2 separate regions of the Homo sapiens genome follow, and region 1 is linked to region 2. A link is a contact called in ENCODE Hi-C or POLR2A ChIA-PET data. All regions are on one chromosome and are shown on one strand. Each heading gives the region's core, a stretch centred on a gene start or an enhancer-like site at or near the end of the contact. The rest is flanking DNA. Distances are from core to core; before and after follow the strand shown. Region 1 holds the start of IFI6 (interferon alpha inducible protein 6). Region 2 holds the start of TRNP1 (TMF1 regulated nuclear protein 1).

Region 1 (5,705 bases), core at 931-3,430, 680 kb before region 2:
CTAGCATGGGCAATGTAGTGAGACCTCCATCTCTAAAAGAAATATAAAAATTAGCTGGGTGTGGTGGCACATGCCTATAGTCCCAGATACTTGGGAGGGTGAGTTGGGAGGATTTCTTGAGCCTAGGAAGTCAAGGCTGCGGTAAGCTATGATTGTACCACTGCACTCCAGCCCCGGCAACAGAGTGAGACCCTGTCTCTAACAAACCAACCAACCAACCGACAAAACAACAAAGAGGCCAGGCACAGCAGCTCACACCTGTAATCTCAGCACTTTGGGAGGTAGAGGTGGGTGGATCACCTGAGGTCAGGAGTTCAAGACCAGCCTGGCCAACATGGCAAAACCCCATCTCTACTAAAAATACAAAAAACATTAGCCGGGCATGGTGGCGCGCACCTGTAATCCCAGCTACTTGGGAGGCTGAGGCAGGAGAATCGCTTGAACCCAGGAGGCAGAGGTTGCAGTAAACCAAGATCACACCACTGCACTCCAGCCTGGGGAACAGTGCAAGACTGTCTCAAAAACAAAAACAAAAACAACAAAAAACAAAGAACAAAACAAAACAAAAAATATATGATGGAAATGGTATATTCAAGGCTGAGCAAAGGGGTCTAAAAGGCTTGAGTAAATTAAATAAACAGGGAGCTCAGAGTCCTGTGGCGCCCAACTCTGTTTCTCTGGGTTTTCTCTTTGACCCATATATATGGCCTCATGGAGTGTTCCCAGCAACCAACAGATAATGGAGGAAAGGAGTCAAACTCAATTCACAGATAAGTCAGTATAATATTTTGGTATCAGCTGGAAACGGACCACTCTATTACAGCCCCATTTGGGGGTGGCACTGAATAATAGTGAATCCTCCCAGGGGGCAGAACTAGGAGCAGTATACCGTGTTGTTCCCTCTGTATGCAGAGAGAGAGAGAGAGAGATGGACTGAAGTACAGACATACACCAATTCCTAATAAGAGGCAAATGGCTTGGCTGGTTGGTCAAAGGCATGGATGGAACAAGATTGGAAGATTGGGAATAAGCAGGTGTGGGTTAGGGGCATAAGAATGAACTCTGAATGGGCATAAAGCACCTGGATCTCTATGTCTCATGTTAATGCTGACCAGAGATCATCTGCTGCAGAGGAGGCTCTACAGCCCAATGGCCAGGATGTCCCATCCTGTGGATGTCAGCCAGCCTCTAAACTTAGCCTCACTATTGCCTTGCAATAGACCTATGAGTGTCCAAGGTGGTAAGGATGGGGGTTAGAAATGAGTCCAACAACTTGGGCTCCCTCTCACCAAAACTGATCTGGCAATTGCCAAAATATAGCCAATCTGCCAGCAGCAGGTAGCAATATGGCAAAATTTCTCAATGAGAATAGCCAGCCATCTGGTGGCAGGTCAATTATTTCAGACCCCTTCCACTTGGGAGAAGGCAATGATTCATCCTTACTGGAATTTCTATGTTCTCCAAATAGAGGTTGCATTTCTGACCCATAGCACTTCAAGCATCACCATCCAAAGGCTTTAAAGAATGCTCAGTTCATTACCTAGGGCCAGGGGACCCATCTTGAAACTCAAGATCTATCATGATGGCCACATGAACACAGGCTTCACTGGTCTTACCATATGCCCATGACCCAGAAGCAGCCAGCCTGAGAGAACAATGGAACAAAGTGACTTAATTTCCAAAGTTCTGGGGGTTTATAAACAGCATATGGTATGTCACATGACTACTGTGGGATTGGAAAAAGATCATGTAAATAGAGCACTTTGCACAGACCCTGGCATGCAGCAAGTGCTCAATAAATGATAGGTGTTGTTTACTAATTGGACTGAATGGTGAAAGGCCTGTGTGCCCCAGGGGGAGCTGGTGATCAGGCTTCACTAAGCCCAGTATGGCCGTGGCTCTCATCATAGTGTGACATGCTTTGAATACCCTTAGCGGCTCCAAAAGTCCTCAGCTTGAAGTGCATTTTTCTGCCAGCAGGCAGCACACAAATGTTCCCGCTGGGCGGAGCTGGGAGAGAGGGGAAAATGAAACTCTGCAGAGTGCAGGAGCTGGGAGAGAGGGGAAAATGAAACTGCAGAGTGCAGAAATAGAAACTCCGACAGGGATTGGCTGCCTAGGGTGAGACGTGGGAGGATCCACAAGTGATGATAAAAAGCCAGCCTTCAGCCGGAGAACCGTTTACTCGCTGCTGTGCCCATCTATCAGCAGGCTCCGGGCTGAAGATTGCTTCTCTTCTCTCCTCCAAGGTAAACTCAGGAGCTATGAAGTGTGGGCATCAAGCTGCCACCCTCTGCCAGGCTGCCTGTCTGCCTGTAAATCTCATGTTCTGAGAGCCAGGAGGCCCCTTCTCCTGGGAGGCAGCACTCCTGGGTCCCTTTTAGTGCTCTGGGCTGGGACTTGTCTAAGAGGATGGGTTGGAGATTTTTAGGGAGATGGGATGCAAAACCCCAAGTGGCATGAGACCCAGCTTACAGGTGCAATATCAGCGATCTGTGGCCTTAACACTGTCACCTCTTGGAGCCTTAATTACTTCCTCTGTAAAAGGAAAGTTAAGTTGCCTTTGCTGCTCAAAGGACTGGATGATTTTAGAATCCCCTTTATTATAGGATCCAATGTGACAGTGAGTTCATCTTTAAGGATAGATGAAGCCATCTGGAGTGGTTGTTAAAAATGTGGGCTTGGTGGCCGGGCGTGGTGGTTCACGCCTGTAATCCCAGCACTTTGGGAGGCCGAGACCCACGGATCACGAGGTCAGGAGATCGAGACCATCCTGGCTAACACAGTGAAACCCTGTCTCTACTAAAAATACAAAAAAAATTAGCCGGGCTTGGTGGTGGGCGCCTGTAGTCTCAGCTACTCGGGAGGCTGAGGCAGGCAGGAGAATGGCATGAACCTGGGAGGTGGAGCTTGCAGTGAGATGAGATTGCGCCACTGCACTCCAGCCTGGGCGACAGAGAAAGACTCCATCTCAAAAAAAAAAAAAAAAAAATGTGGGCTTGGGTATTAGCCAATTGTGGGTTTAAACCCTGACTTTGCCATGACCTGGCTAGGCAGCCTTGGGAATATTACTTAACCTCTCTGAGCTTCAGTTTCCTTATCTATAACATGTGGTTGATAACAATGGTACCTACTTCGTGGTGTTGTTATAGGTACAAGTGGACTGCGTGCCATAAAGTGCTAAGTACTCAATACATGAGAGGAGTTTCTTGTTTTTCTTTTTAACTTAAGAAAATAGCATTGATCTGACAAAGATCATATTAGAGGTGAGTCTGAGGGCATATGCATTTTCCAGTTTTGTGGTATAAAGGAAAGAGCATAGGTTCATGAATTCTGACTGTCTTGAATGTGTACCCATGTTGCACAATTTGCTGTGTGACCTTTATCCCTTGTGATATTGTAAAATATATTTTTTCATCCCCCAGTTCCTGGCATACAACTCCTAAAATCCTTGGAATCTTCAAAGTGATAAATATCTTTTGAGTGATAACTGTCTAATAAGTTGACTGATGGCTGGCATTTCCTCTGGGGAGGGGAGAGGGGCTGAAGGTTAAGCTGATTACCAATGGGCAGTGATTTAATCAGTCATGCCTATGTAATGAAGCCTCCATAAAAACACAAAAGGACAGGGTTTGACAAGCTTCCAGATAGCCGAATACAAGGAGGTCTCCAGTGGGTGGTGCTTCTGGAGAGGAATGGAAACTCCATGCCCTTTCTCCCATACCTTGCCCTATGCATCTCTTCATCCGGAGCATTTGTAATATCCATAAGGAACCAGTAAATGTAGCTGGGTATGGTGGCTGATGCCTGTAATCTCAGCACTTTGGGAGGCTGAGGCAGGCAGATTGCGTGAGTTCAGGAGTTCAAGATCAGCCTGGGCAACATGGTGAAACCCCATCTCAAAAAAAAAAAAAAAAATTAGTTGGGCGTGGTGGTGCATACCTGTAGTCCCAGCTATGCTGGAGGCTGAGGTGGGAGGATCACTTGAGCCTGGGAGGCGAAGGTCTCAGTGAGCTGAGATGGGGCCACTGCACTCCAGCCTGAGCAATAGAGTGAGACCCTGTCTCAAAACAACAACAAGATCAATTTTTTTTTTTTAAAGAAAGAAACCAGTATATGTAAGTAAAGTGTTTCCCTGAGTTCTGTGAGCTGCTCTAGCAAATTAGTAAAACTGCAGGAGGGAATTGTGGGAACCCCAGTTTATAGTCAGTCAGAAACACAGGTAAAACAACCTAGGGCTTTCGATTGGCAGTCTGGGGGACTGAACCCTCAACATGTGGGATCGGCCACTATCTACCCATAGTGGTGTCAGAATTGAATTTGGGGACCCTCAGCTGGTGTTCACCAGAGGACTGATTGTTTGCTTGCTGGTGGGGAGAAACCCCCACACTTCTGCTGTCAGAAGCCTCTCGTACGGTGAGGGAAACTGAGTTTCTTTTTCCACACACCCTTCTGTGCTTTCTTTCTGAAAAAAAAATTAAGTTGATGTGAGGCCAACGTTTGGTGCCAGTAGATATTCAATGCATTGTAAGAATGAGTTTGTCTTAAAAATTTTTTTAAAGCAAATTCTATGCGTCAGGCACTGTTCAAAGTGCCGGGGATACAGCGTGGAACAGTTATTAAATTAACAAGTACCCTCTGAAATAGACTCTATTAATACCCCAATTTTAGAAATAAACAAACTGAAGCCCAGAGAAGCAAAGTACCCTAGTATCCTGCCCAAGGTCACTTGGGTACAAGGCCAGGAACAACCACAGTCATGATATTGACATCTGCGGAGCTTACCACGTGCCAAACACCGTGCGAATCCGCACAGAATCCGCACACCCACCGGTTGGGGCAGGGACATCTCTGCCACTGATGCGGAGAGGAAACGGATTCCCGAGGCTCCTGAGAGGGATCCTGGGTTCCATTCACCACACCTCGCTGCTTTTTACTGATTCAGTTGGAACTGGAAGGGAAAACAACGGAGCTGATGAGCTCCAAAAATGCTCCGGGGACCATCTCCCTCTCGCCCGTTCGCAGGTCTAGTGACGGAGCCCGCGCGCGGCGCCACCATGCGGCAGAAGGCGGTATCGCTTTTCTTGTGCTACCTGCTGCTCTTCACTTGCAGTGGGGTGGAGGCAGGTGAGAATGCGGGTAAGGATGCAGGTAAGGGGACAGGTAAGGGTGCAGGTAAGGATGCAAGTAAGGGTGCAGGTAAGGATGCGGGTAAGGATGCAGGTAAAGATGCGGGTAAGGATGCAGGTAAGGATGCGGGTAAGGATGCAGGTAAGGGTGCAGGTAAGGATGCGGGTAAGGATGCAGGTAAGGATGCGGGTAAGGATGCAGGTAAGGATGCAGGTAAGGGTGCGGGTAAGGATGCGGGTAAGGATGCAGGTAAGGATGTGGGTAAGGATGCAGGTAAGGGTGCAGGTAAGGGAACAGATAAGGGTGCAGGTAAGGGGACAAGTAAGGAGGCATATAAGGGTGCTGGGGGATGGGAGGAGTGTGGGATAAAGGAGAGAGTTTCAGGGTCCGGGGTGTAGAGGGTCTGGCGTGCTTCTGTAGAGACCCTGGCGTCCATTCCAATGGACAGCGCAGGGTTGGTGTCGCCAGAGTCCCAGATTCAAATCCCACTACTCTGTTCATTCCTCCATCCTACCGAAATTTACTCGATGCTAGTTCTGTGCCAGGCTCGGCGCCTAGGGGAAAGTCCCTTCCCC
Region 2 (6,416 bases), core at 2,957-5,456:
TGATTGGGGGCAGGAACAATAAAGGACTGAACCTCCTCCAGGCCACACCCCTTCGTCTCGAGAAAGCAGCCCCACACTGCCCTCTGGTGGCAACGCTCACATGGTTATCCAGTTGAGGGGCAGGTCCCAGATTAGAACCTTGAACTGGTCTCCCAGCCCCAAGCACCAGCCTGAAGAAAGGCTCCTGTTCCCCCCTCATTTCCCTTTGCTGAGATATAAATTCATTGGTGGCCGTCAGTGTCCTCAATGCACAGGTCCCCCAAGATCCCTGTACTCAGTCCTGTCCCCAGAGCTGGGGGCCACCAAGAAAGTGTTCTGAAAGTCATGTGGGGAAAAGGGGTGGGTCAGCCTTCTGTCCGAGGCTAGAGCTGGCCTCCAACAAACTGCTCAGCCCCCAAGGGATCCCCTGGGATGGTGACAGCCAGAAAAGCCTGCCTGGAAAAGAGCCAGGAGACATAAGCCCTTAAAAGTAGAGACCCTCCTCTGATTTGGCTCTGCTTTCTGAGCCCCTATCAATATTTGCTAATTAAGAAGAAAATGGAGGCAGACGGGTGAGCTTTTTTTTTTTTTTTTTTTTTTCTTGAGACACAGTCTTGCTCTGTTGCCCAGGCTGGAGTGCGGTGCAACCTCCACCTCCCGAGTTCAAGCAATTCTTTCTCAGCCTCCCGAGTAGCTGGGATTACAGGCACCTGCCACCACGCCCAGCTAATTTTTGTTATTTTTAGTAGAGAAGGGGTTTCACTATGTTGGCCAGCCTGGTCTTGAACTCCTGACATCAAGTGATTGGCCCTCGTGGGCCTCCCAAAGTGCTGGGATTACAGGCATGAGCCACCGCACCCAGCCTGAATAAAGCCAGACGGGTGAGCTTCTAGAGGGGGCCCTGGAGGGTCAGGCAGGTGTGGGAGGTGCCTTTTGTTAGTTGGCTATGTGGTAATGGACATAGCACTAACTAGGAGCTGGGGTTCAAGTCTACATGTGTGTGCCCTGGCCAGGAAGCTTGATGAGGAGCAGTGGGACATCTGGAAGTGGAGGGAGGGGGCAGAGCTGCCTGTGACACCAGGACCAATCTCCATTTACTACCCTCTACTTCACACACACACACACACTAGCCAGTGTCGTCTCTAATTCTCTACTCACCCACCCCACCCCCAAATCGGGACAAGCTGATTACAAATAAATCCTGGAGAAAGCCAAAACTGTGATGGCACCGAGCACTTTACACCATTAGCTAAAAGCTTCTCCGGACCAAGTGCCCCCTCCCATGCAACCCAGAAAACAAATGGTCCTGGCTGCAGCCCAGCACCAAGGCCTGAGCTCAGCTCTTTCCAAGATGTCCTGTCCTCTCTAAGCCTCTAGACCCCAAATGACCCAAGTGGCTTTGGAAGGTGTTCCCTGTTTGGAAAGACCAGAGGATGGCATTGCCCCCTTCATTACTTCCCTGGGGTTCCCTAACTTTGTCAGAGGCTCTGAGACTCCCTCCTGAACCTCCCTTCCCCAGCTAAGAAAGGGTTCAGGAAAGCCTTGCTGTTAGCCGAGAAACCAGCCAAAAAGTTTGGTATCCAGGGAGAAGGGCTGATGAGGGAGGATCCCATAAGGGCCCCAAGCCTCAGCCTATCAGAGCAGTGCACCTGACCCTCCCAGATTCCTGTGGAAGGAAGCATCCTCCCCACTTCACCCCATTCCCAAGCCCTGACTCAAGGAGGGACTGAGGAAAGAGGCCCAGAGAGGGGGCAGAGTTGTTCTAAGTCACAGAGCAGACAGGATCCAGAGGACAACTCTCCCTAGCCCCTGCCCAGGGTACTGTGGGAGGTGCACACACAGGCCAGGGACCTTGATTCTTCCCTCACTGGCATGTGACCTTGAGAAATCCCCTCTCCACCCTGCAAAAGTAGGACTTTAAATTAGCTCATGGCTCTATCAGCAAAAGCAGTGCCTGTTTCCAGGTGTGAGTTAAAATAATACATTATCAGCCAGGTGCAGTGGCTCACACCTGTAATCCCAACACTTTGGGAGGCCGAAGCGGACAGATCACCGGAGGTCGGGAGTTCAAGAACAGCCTGACCAACATGGAGAAACCCGGTCTCTACCAAAAATACAAAATGAGATGGGCATAGTGGCACATGCCTGTAATCCCAGCTACTTGGGAGGCTGAGGCAGGAGAATCGCTTGAATCCGGGAGGTGGAGGTTGCAGTGAGCCAAGATCGCACCATTGCACTTCAGCCTGGGCAACAAGAGCGAAACACTGTCTCAAAACAAACAACAACAACAAAAAAATTATCTTTCCATGATTTAGTGAGGAAGAAGAAGGACCTCTGCCCTGGGTTAACGTCACCACAGCCCCTCTGGGAGGTTAAGAGATCCACTTCGCAGACTGATAAGTGAGAGTGAAATTAACTCAGCTGGTGAGCAGCAATGTGGTAGCCAGGTCATTCACAGTGGGGACAGAGGAATGGGAGACTGAAGGGCATCTGGACAGGAAGAGAAGCAGATCTCACCTCAGATCTGGCTCTTTAAGGCCCCCCTTTCTGGAAGCTGATACCACACCTGCCCCCTTGGGGCCTGTTAAAGGGTATCACCTGGTTCCAACCTGGCCGAGCCATCTTAGTAACAGGTTGGGAGTTAAGCCTCTAGGTTCTGCTATGTAAGGATCCCTGGGTGAGCAGGTGCCAGACATCCTGTCCTGGTTATGTGAGTCAGGCTGTAATTTTTGCGAACCTGCATGACGGCATAAGAAAAGCTGTCTCCTAGAAGAAGAAGGGCCTAAGTATGAAGAGAACAAATCCTAAACCTCTCTGGGATTCCGTCTCCCCAAAGGTGAAACAGGCCTAGAGGGGGAATTCAGTGGTACAGCCCTGTGCCAGCCTCCACCCCATCCTGGGGCCTCATTATTCTGTCCTCCCGAAGGCACGGAGCTGGGCGGCGCCAGGAAGCAGCATCCTCAAGGGCAAGACTGCTCACAGCTCCGAGGGGCCCGGGAAAGGCCACGCAAGTGGGGGTGAGGATGGGGGGTGCTGCATCCGTGCGGCAGGTTCCAAGTGGTAAAAGTTTGCCGCCAACCCGTTCCTGGGATCTGAGCCCCCTCAAGAGTCCAACTCTTATAATGGAGACTTGATGCTACCACCTCTCACTCTCCAGATGGTCGGGAGAGGCGGCAACAGAAAGTGGCAGCTTTACTAGGGACCCAGCAGACGCCAGAAGCTCCAGGGAAGGGAGTTCCCGGGCCCTGGACCAGCCCCCCACACGCCATGACCGACCCTCGAACGCACCAGCCGCTAAGACCGCACCTCAGCCTCCTCTACTGGGCCCCTGGCCCCCAACTGCCTCTTCCTGCGGATCCGTAGTCCTTCCAGCCGGCGTCCGCGATCAGTCGGTCGGTCGGCACCTCGGCGAAGCTTGTCGGGGTGGCCAGGGGTCCGGGCGTGGAGGTCAGCGCTGCGGGGAGGCGGGGCCGCGGGGCGGGCTGCGGCGGAAGGGCGAGTCGGGCTCGGGGCCGTGGCCGCGCCGCAGTCGCCCGGCACCCCAGGGCACGCAGCCGCCCAGGCCCAGCGCCGAGGCCAGCAGCGCGGGGGGTCGGCCGCGGCGGCCGCGGCGCGGGCCCTTCTTGAGGCGCGACCCGTGAGCCGCCAGGTAGAGCTCGGCCTGCGCCACGCCGCCGCTCAGGCGGCTCAGGCTCTCCGCGCGGTGCGCCAGGCGCAGCTCGGCCGCCAAGAAAACGCGGTGCAGCTGCAGCACGCGGCTCTCCAGCTCCGACACCAGGCGCCGGCGGCCCTCCACCTCCAGCAGCCGCCGCCGTGCTTCGGCCAGCTCCAGCGCGCGGCCCCCCGCCCCCGCAGCCGCGCCAGAGCCCCCTCCGGGGCCGGCGAGCCCCGCGATCCCGCTAGCGCCCTGGCGCCAGCGCTGCAGCTCCTGGTCCTCGGCCGCGCCTGCTGAAGCCCCAGCTGCGTCCGGCAGCGGCGGGGACTGACCCGGGGTCGGGGTAGGAGTCAAGGTCGGAGTTGGGGGCGGGGGCTGAGAGGACGGCATGGGATCCCAGGGCGGCGGCGGCGACCTCTGCTCTGCCGTCCCCTCCTGGGCCCCCGGGCCGCAGGCGCTGATGCGGCAGCCCGGCATCCCCCGCCCCCCACCGGCGGTCTGCGGCTGTAGGTGCGCAGGGAGGATGACCACAGCACACCCGAACAGCTAGACACGGCCACAGCCCCCACCCCAGAGGCGCGCCCGCCGTCCGCGCATCTTATAGAACACGGGGCGGAGCGACGGGCGGCACAGCCAATCAGAGACAGGCACGCCCTGAATCCGCCCCGCCCCCCCCCCCCCCCCCCGCGCTCTGCACATTCAGGGCATTCCCCAAACCCTTCAGGTCCTGCCCTTCGCCGGATTCTGCTCCGCTAGGGCATCCGGTCCCCTTTCGCCTCTCCCCAAATTTTGGGTGCAAAGGGAGCCTCATCTTCCCTGGTTTGGCCCCTCAGAGTCATAAGCTCTGGTAGCTGGTGTTTAGAAATTCACGGAATCCGGTCTCCATCCGGGGGAGGGTCTTGCCTAAGGCCTCTGTGCGAAGAGAGCCTGGGCTAGAACGCAGGAGGCTTGACTCCTTGTGCCGTGCTCCTCCCACACCTCATGCTGCCCTTGGCCGAATCAGTTCTGCCCGGTCTCTCCTGGGCCATAGGGCTCTCAAGGACCCCCTTTCCCACCTCACTAGGGCAGTGGAAGGGTTAACGCAGAGGGGCGACTGCCGTCCTGGTGGGACGGGGATCTAGCTGGACTGATTCCACGATAGGTAGAGCGCTTTATTCGCAGAACAAATACCTCAGCGCTGCCGCTGAGCCTGCAAACCTTGGTGGCATCACAGAGGAGCCCCGGACCCCACGGTGTGCAAAGTTCTTTCCCTGCCCCGGCTCGTGTTTACTCCTCCCAGCCGGTGTTCCTACACATTTTAAAGAGGGGGAAACTGGCCGGGCGCGGTGGCTCACGCCTGTAATCCCAGCACTTTGGGAGGTCAAGGCGGTCGGATCACCTGAGGCCAGGAGTTCAAGACCAGCCTGAGCAACATGGCGAAACCCCATCTTTACTAAAAATAGAAAAAAATTAGCCGGTCGTCGTGGTAGGCGCCTGTAATCCCAACTACTCGGTAGGCTGAGGCAGGAGAATCGCTTGAACCTGGGAGGCGGAGGCTACAGTGAGCCAAGATCGCGCCATTGAACTCCAGCCTGGGCGACAGAGCAAGACTCCGTCTCAAAAAAAAAAAAAAAAAAAAGCCGGGGGCGGGAAGGGGGAAGGGGGGTGTGCGGGGGCGGGGAACTGACTGGCGGGGCGCGGTGGCTCCGCCACCACTTTGCGAGCCCGAGGTGGGTGGATCACCTAAGGTCAGGAGTTCTAGACCAGCCTGGCCAACATGGTGAAACCCCTGTCTCTACTGAAAATACAAAAAAATTAGCCAGGTGTGGTGGCGCACCTCTGTAGTTCCAGCTACTCAGCAGGCTGAGGGAGGAGAATCGCTTGAATTCGGGAGGCAGAGGTTGCAGTGAGCAGAGATTGTGCCACTGTACTCCAGCCTGGGCGACAGAGCAAGACTCAGTCTCAAAAAATAAATAAAAATAAAAAATAAAGAAGGGGAAACTGAGACCCTGAAGGGCAGTAGTGCTTTGCCCAATGTCTTATTGACGACTGGTGGCTGAATCCAGATTTTTGAATCTGGACAGAAATGCACGAGCTCAGCCATTCATGCCCTCTGGGGGCTCAGATACCTGGGTCTAGTCCTCTTGGTGGAGGGACGTTCTTTATGTGGGACTTTATCTGACACTTCTCATCTGGCCCTGACAAAATGATAGAATGGAACCCTGCCCACTTTTCCCCCAACAGAAATGACCCTGCCATACCAAACACTGGCTCAGACACCATGGGCCTGCCTCAGTTTCCATCTACTTGAAGGTGGCATCAGAGATGGGAGGTCTCTGTGGTGGGTGGGGGCAAGGGCCAGGGGTCCAGAAACCAGCTCTGAACCCGATTGGGAAGGACTGCAGCAGACCCTGGGCTCAGGAGGACCTGCGGAAGGTATGGCCAGTGTGACTGCTGAAGCCTGAAGAGGAGGCAGATGGCGTGCTTGCATGATGTGCAGGATGATGATAGAGCCTCATCCTCCCCCCATGAACACATGTTCTCTAACTGCTTTCAGGTGTCTTAGAGTGAGTGAGACTGAGTGATGGGGACTCGTGGGCGAGACAGTTGGGCTCCAAAGAGGCAGCTCAGAAGCGGCTGGGAGAGGAAGGCGGGTGGGTGAGAGGCGCCAGGCTCAGTGAAGAGGAAGGGTGGAGGGGTTGGGGGAGGGAGGAGGTCAGAAGCAGGGTGCCCAGTGACCAGGGGTGGTGGAGACTCAGTGAGGGGAAGGGGAGGGCTTGGGAGGATGACTCAGTCAGAGGGG

What was found. Hi-C counts contacts between places; a loop is a spot of excess contacts on that map. ChIA-PET counts read pairs that join two places held with the same protein, here RNA polymerase II (POLR2A). Pooled maps may share reads with other maps.
Region 1: a pooled map shows a loop between it and region 2 (3-fold over the local background). The contact joins the promoter of IFI6 here to the promoter of TRNP1 in region 2. A Hi-C loop is called at or near these places in 1 of 50 pooled maps. POLR2A ChIA-PET finds 5 or more read pairs at or near these places in 2 of 52 experiments (B cell and HepG2).

Annotation. Positions count from the first base shown.
Region 1 is chr1:27,668,667-27,674,371 of GRCh38, reverse strand. It overlaps IFI6 (interferon alpha inducible protein 6), which reads left to right and starts at 2,180. Exons shown (of 5, transcript NM_002038.4): 1 at 2,180-2,249; 2 at 5,026-5,127. The coding sequence starts at 5,058. RefSeq lists enhancers at 1,809-2,148, 4,927-4,986.
Region 2 is chr1:26,991,482-26,997,897 of GRCh38, reverse strand. It overlaps TRNP1 (TMF1 regulated nuclear protein 1), which reads right to left and starts at 4,206. Exons shown (of 2, transcript NM_001013642.3): 1 at 3,286-4,206. The coding sequence starts at 4,111. The coding sequence ends at 3,428. RefSeq lists enhancers at 1-220, 3,709-4,209, 4,434-4,593, 4,347-4,846, 4,847-5,348 and 1 more and silencers at 3,874-3,933, 3,964-4,293.